Regions from separate parts of the Homo sapiens genome. Here region 1 is linked to region 2. A link is a loop called in an ENCODE intact Hi-C map of the cell type or tissue named here. Cell type or tissue: GM12878. All regions are shown on one strand. Each heading gives the region's core, and the rest is flanking DNA. Links, peaks and the distances in the headings are about the cores only. Region 1 has its middle 65 kb from the start of TASL. Region 2 has its middle 16 kb from the start of TASL.

Region 1 (2,928 bases), core at 106-2,605, 81 kb after region 2:
TTTTCTTTTCATGCTGTTTTCTGCTCCCTAGAGAAGGCAATGCTTTGTGAAGTTACCTAATGGACCGAGAAAACTCACTGAGCTAGTGACTTACAGGCAAAAGAAGTTTCAAAGCAGACATCTCAGGCATCATACTCACCACACTGATCAACTAAATTGAGAGATAGAAACTTCAGTTACTCATCCATGTATTTGATCTATATCAGTCCATATACTCCTATAGAAAAAAGAATTGATTTGGTGATTCTCAAGCTTTTCAAATGTGAGAATTTCCTTTTAAAGATCAAAACACTTTAAGAGCCACACATATTGAGAAAATGTGTTATTGTAAGTGACCATTATGTATTCTACGAAGCTATAATGGCCATCATATTTTTGCTGGTCAGCATCCCTTCCCCTTATTGAGGTACCAGTACCCCAATTTTCCTATTGTAAAACATCCCTCCCTTTTTTACTCTTGGTCCATTCACGTTGGGTGATTTAGACTCTACCCTTGGCTGCAGTGGTGGGTATGTATCTTAGGCCTGGCCTATCAAAGTATTCCATATCCTGGATCACAGTAATTACCTCCCTGATGGACATAGGCTACCTAATTTGAGACAGTTTCAGAACCTTTGCTGGGACTGTTGAGAGTGAGGCAGTCCCTTTTATCTGTTGGGATTTGCCTATATAAACCTGTACATGCTGGCAACCACCTACACAGTGTTAAAGTATGCATGAGAATAAAGCTCAAAGGCAGGAAATGAAGCTGAGCTATTTAAAGAGATGGAGTCCTATATTCATGGTTTGTGCCACTAGATCTATTCATGCATACTCAGATTTATCCATATTCTTTCCAGGCATGTGCATCCCCAAATTTCGTTTTTAGTTTGAACTGGGCTTCTGTCACTTGAAAGCAAGAATTTTTTTCTGACACAAATGCTTTGCAATGGTATTTTATTGTATGAATCCCAATAACAAGGACTATTTGAAACAGCACAAATATTCATGAGACATATTATTTAGTTAATGTGAAAGTAACACTCTGTGTGTATATGAACATGAAGACCATTTGCAATTAACTACCACCAGAGGGCAGAGGTCCCTGGGTTTGAAACCATTTTAATTTAAGTTTTGGAGGTCACGTCAACACAGATTAAGGCCACATTTATACAACTAAAGTGTGGAGTAGACTGTGATTATCTTGAAAATCTAGCGGGGCTTAGAAAGCTAATCAACACTGTATTTTCTCTCTGTGTCAGCATAGTTTCAAAGTCAAATATGGCTTGCATCGAAAAAGTATGCATTGCAGTTAGACGGTGTTTTATCATGATTGAAAATACTCTAGGGAACGCAGTACAATTTTGTTTTTGCATGTAGAATATTTAGAACTTCAATAAGTCTTCAAGGTATTATTGAGTAAAACAAGTTCATTCTCAATGTCGACATAAAATGAATCATGAGGATATGTACATAGCTAAAGCTATTTTTTCAAGTATCATTTTATTACTTTGTAAGTTTGTTGAGCTCATCTACAGTTTTCCAGGTGCCTCCAAACACATTATTTTATTTAATTCTAACAGTAATTTTGTAAGGAAGTGAACTAGAAGTTATTGACACTATGTTGAATTCTATGGTGGGGAACACATAAGCACACAAACATGTATTTTAATTTAAAGTAACATTATAAGGTGACTGTTATTATAATTATTTTATATGCAAGATAATTAAGGCTCAAAAGGGAATTAAGTTGTTCTAGTTCTCACAAAAAGCTCAAATTAATACTAAAATTTTTAAATTCAAGATCTCTATTTTCTACTTCTAATAGTTCTAAGTAGGGTCTATATGGGTGAAACAGAATTAATGAGTGAAGATTTGCTTTATCGGATTAACGGTATTGAGGACTGTTATATCTGGATTTCTTGCCTCCATGTTGACTTGAATTATTGAAAACAATCATATTTATGTGATTCTAGTGTGCTTCAATAAAAATCATTCTAAAACCCTTCCTCTCTTCCTTCCTTTCTTCCTTTCTTCCTTCCTTCCCTTCTTGTTCTTGTTCTTTTCCTCCTCCTATTCTTCCTCCTCCTGTTCCCCCACTCTTTCTTCTCTTTCTGTGATGGTGATATGGTTGAGGGAAAATCTTGCTTTGCTAATGTGCCATTTTTTTACTTCCTTCCTTAGTCTGACACAAATGATGTTTTCTGAAGTCCACTTTAGACACAATATTTTGGAAACCCTGATTCAATTTTACCGATCTATGAGCATACTAATCTACAAGGGCTGGTGGCAAGGTGAAAAACTAGGATAGACCTGATAGGCTTGAAGAAAAAGATGGAGTGATTCTAGGTAACAAATTAAGAAAAAATACAGAAATCAGGAGAAGTAAGGAGATTTGATATAGGGTAATAAATCCCAGGGCTGTTCTTTTAAGCTGTCCAACTTAGACTCCAAGAGCAGCCATCTGAATACCACTTTTGCTAGTAATTTGAAATACTCACTCTCCTTGACCTCATTGCAGGTGGACCTTGGCAATACCCAGCCTGTGATAAACTCTACTTTCTTCTTACACATGGATGAGATCACAAAATTGAATGGATCTATTGAAGGTCATGGCATTGAGCCAAAGAGGGAATTCCTACCTGATTGCTCCAATAGGGCCTGAAATTCAACATATTTTAGATCTGAACAAATTATCTCTTCCTTTTCCACATGTACCCCCCCCCCTTTTTTTTTGGTTTCCCAATTTGTATTAATACCACACCATTTTCCTAGTCACACAGACTTCACAACTAATTCATGTTTTTCTCTAACCATTTAGTCTTCACATCCCAGCACTTATAAAACCCTGGAGATTATGTCTCTTTATATCTCTTGAATTTGAAATGTTCTTTTCACTCCCTCTGCAGGGGCCTTGGTTTCAAATCTCATTACTGGGCCATTATTATA
Region 2 (2,928 bases), core at 264-2,763:
TTTCAGACTTGGAGATCTGGCAAACATTTGCTTGAAAATGAATGAAGTCTGTTTGTCACTTCAAGGAAAACAACTGACAGTATATATGTGGCCAACAATGAAACTCAAGTGTTCAAATGAATATTACAATTTTGAAAAACCTATTCCACTATTGGGATTTTGACAGCATCTCAGTACCTACTGACTCTCCTGATGAGACTGGTTGTGATATTAACAAATGTGATGTTTTGATATTATACAGTAGGAAATGTGCCAGCATTTGGAAGGGCTGCATAACTCAGGGAACTGATATTTTTTCAAATGACCAATGTATGATATAAAATCTTGCATGAGTAAATGATGCATTAAAAGTATAAGATGGATCAATGGGTTTTAATATAATGAAGTACAAGAAGTTCATAATATACTTTCTGTTCCACATTACAAGCAACCTTTAAGAAATTGTCACTTGTCAAGTTTTGGTGTTGTGTCCAAGAGGAATATCCACAGTTATCTGAAAAGCTTTTAACACACTCTTTCCTTTTTCAACAGCATATTTCTGAGAGGCTGGATTTTCTTCATATACTTCAAGTAGAATTCTTCAATCAAAACAGCTTATCCCAATAGATTAAATGCAGAAACTAATTGTCTTCTATAAGCCAGGTGTTAAAGAGATTTGTAGAAATAGAAAAGGATGCTACTCTTCTCGTTAATTTTTTTGAAAAATAATTTTTAAATCAAAAGTACATTATTTATATTACCACATAATGGGTCTATTATTATAATTATTAAATGGGCCAATAAATGTTTCAAAATTTCTTAGTTTTAATTTTGCTTATGGACAATATCAATATAACCCACATAAGAGCTCTTTGAAATTCTCCATAATTTTGTTTGCTTGTTTTGTTTCTTTATAGACAGGGTCTTGCTTGTTGAGTGCAGTGACTATTCACAGGTGTAGTCGTAGCTCACTGCAGCCTTGAACTCCTGGGCTTAAGCAATCCTCCTGCCTCAGCCTCCCAAGTAACTGGGACTGAAGGCACGCACCACTCTCCACAATTTTCAAGTGTGTAAAGGAATCCTGACACCAAAACGTTTTATAACTGCTACTTTAGATCATTATTTCTGAACACTAGAATGGCTCAACACTAGAATCACCTAGGGAACTTTAAAAAATGACCAATGCTTGGCACCAACCCAGATAAATTAGAGTATTTGTGTTTGCAACCCAGGTATTAATATATATGTACTTTTAGAAACTCACCAGGTGGCGCACCTGTACTCCCAGCTACTAGTGGGGCTGAGGCAGGATGATCGCTTAAGCCCAGGAGGTTGAGGCTGCAGTGAGCTGTGATTGCACCACTGCACTCCAGCTTGGGTGACAGAGTGAGACCCTGTTTAAAAAAAAAAAAAAAAAACAGCGAAAAAACTCCCCAGATATTACTAATGTACATCCAAAGTTAAAAACTATTGCTGTAGGGTAGTCTAATCGTAAGAATCTTCTGAGGCAGTTGTTAAATGTGGCAGTCCCAGGTCCAAATCTAATGAACCAAATCTCCAGGGGAAGGGCCTAGAAAATCTGCATATTTAATAAGCACATCAGGTGATTCTTAAAATGAGATAATTTGGGAAACATTCCACCTTTCTCTTCCCAACTTCCTCATTCTTGATGACAGGCTCATTAGTTGCTAACAAAGGCATTATTCAACTAAATTCGACCCACAGAAGTTTGGAGTATATGCCTTAAAACCTATCTTTTAATGTGAGATTTTGCTGCAGAAATGGCTTTAAAACTTAAAGTTTTGAAAGTATAAAGACACAGTAGTTAGTTGTTTGACAAGGCACTATTCTCGTGTGGAAGGTCTCTTGTCCAGGCAACTCAAATTTCACAGTTTTGTGGGGGGCACTTTATGAATTTGAGTTGGGTAAATGAATGAATTCTGCATGGGCAGCTGACTCTTCACCTTAAATGTTCAGAGGGACCTACGTCAGAGGACCAGAAAGAACCAGTTTTTCTGACTTGATCATCTTGTAATTCAGATAAAAGCTTTGTAAATACAAAAAAACATGTCCTCATGAATTGCAAGAAGGAAAATAGACCCAAGGAGAGGTTCAAATGGATTACCTTGGAGTGCAGACTAGAAAGGGGTTTATGGGAATCACTTGAGAAGTGAAACTTGCCCGAATAGAATATATCCTCAAATTCCGACTTTTTCTCTTCTGGTGAAACAGGAAGAAGGCACTGTCAGTATTAAATAGTAATTTCCTGTCTGCAACACCACAGTCATTTTTTTTTTCCTGATCAGAGAAGTCCCTGAACTACGAGCCTTTTGGAGGTAGAAATCAAACCTTAGTGGTTTTTATGTATAAAATGCCTAATACCTGGCCCTTAATAAATGCTCAATAAGTAGTTTCTGAATTGAATAAAGTAGTGATCAAGTCTAGATCTCGATGTTAAAAAGGTACAAAAATTCTATAATTCTACATGGAGCATTTCTTTTTTTTTCTTTTGAGACGGATTCTCACTTTGTTGCCCAGGCTGGAGTACTGTGGTGTGATCTTGGCTCACTGCAACCTCCGCCTCCCAGGTTCAAAAGCAATTCTCCTGTCTCAGCTTCTCCAGTACTGGGACTATAGGCGCACACCACCACGCCCGGTTAATTTTTGTATTTTTAGTAGAGATGGGGTTTCACCATGTTGGCCAGGCTGGTCTTGAACTCCTGACCTCAGGTGATCCACCCGCCTCGGCCTCCCAAAGTGCTGGGATGACAGGCGTGAGTCACCGAGCCTGGCCTATATGGAACATTTCTTTAAGGTAACTTGTGTTCAACAAGGCTCACATTGAAAATTGTAAAAATTGTAAGAAAAACTTAGTTCTTCCAGAAAAGATACACATAAAATTGAAAACAATGTTTTCCTTTGGAAAGTGGAAATAAGGGAGTTAGGGGA

The links. Peaks named below come from ENCODE experiments on the same cell type or tissue, not always from the same donor. Only the 100,000 strongest peaks of a DNase experiment are listed, where the experiment ranks them.
Region 1: a loop joins it to region 2, with 12 times the contacts of the local background. A loop is called at or near these places in 1 of 110 quality-filtered maps.

The regions. Positions count from the first base shown.
Region 1 is chrX:30,511,611-30,514,538 of GRCh38, reverse strand. No RefSeq gene overlaps it. Among named protein-coding and RNA genes, the nearest start is that of TASL, 65 kb to the left of the region's middle. In GM12878, for the core only: a CTCF peak has its summit at 1,070 (motif pointing right); no DNase peak of the experiment used is centred there.
Region 2 is chrX:30,592,325-30,595,252 of GRCh38, reverse strand. No RefSeq gene overlaps it. Among named protein-coding and RNA genes, the nearest start is that of TASL, 16 kb to the right of the region's middle. RefSeq lists a silencer at 1,297-1,406. In GM12878, for the core only: a CTCF peak has its summit at 1,252 (motif pointing right); no DNase peak of the experiment used is centred there; H3K27ac peaks cover 1,514 bases.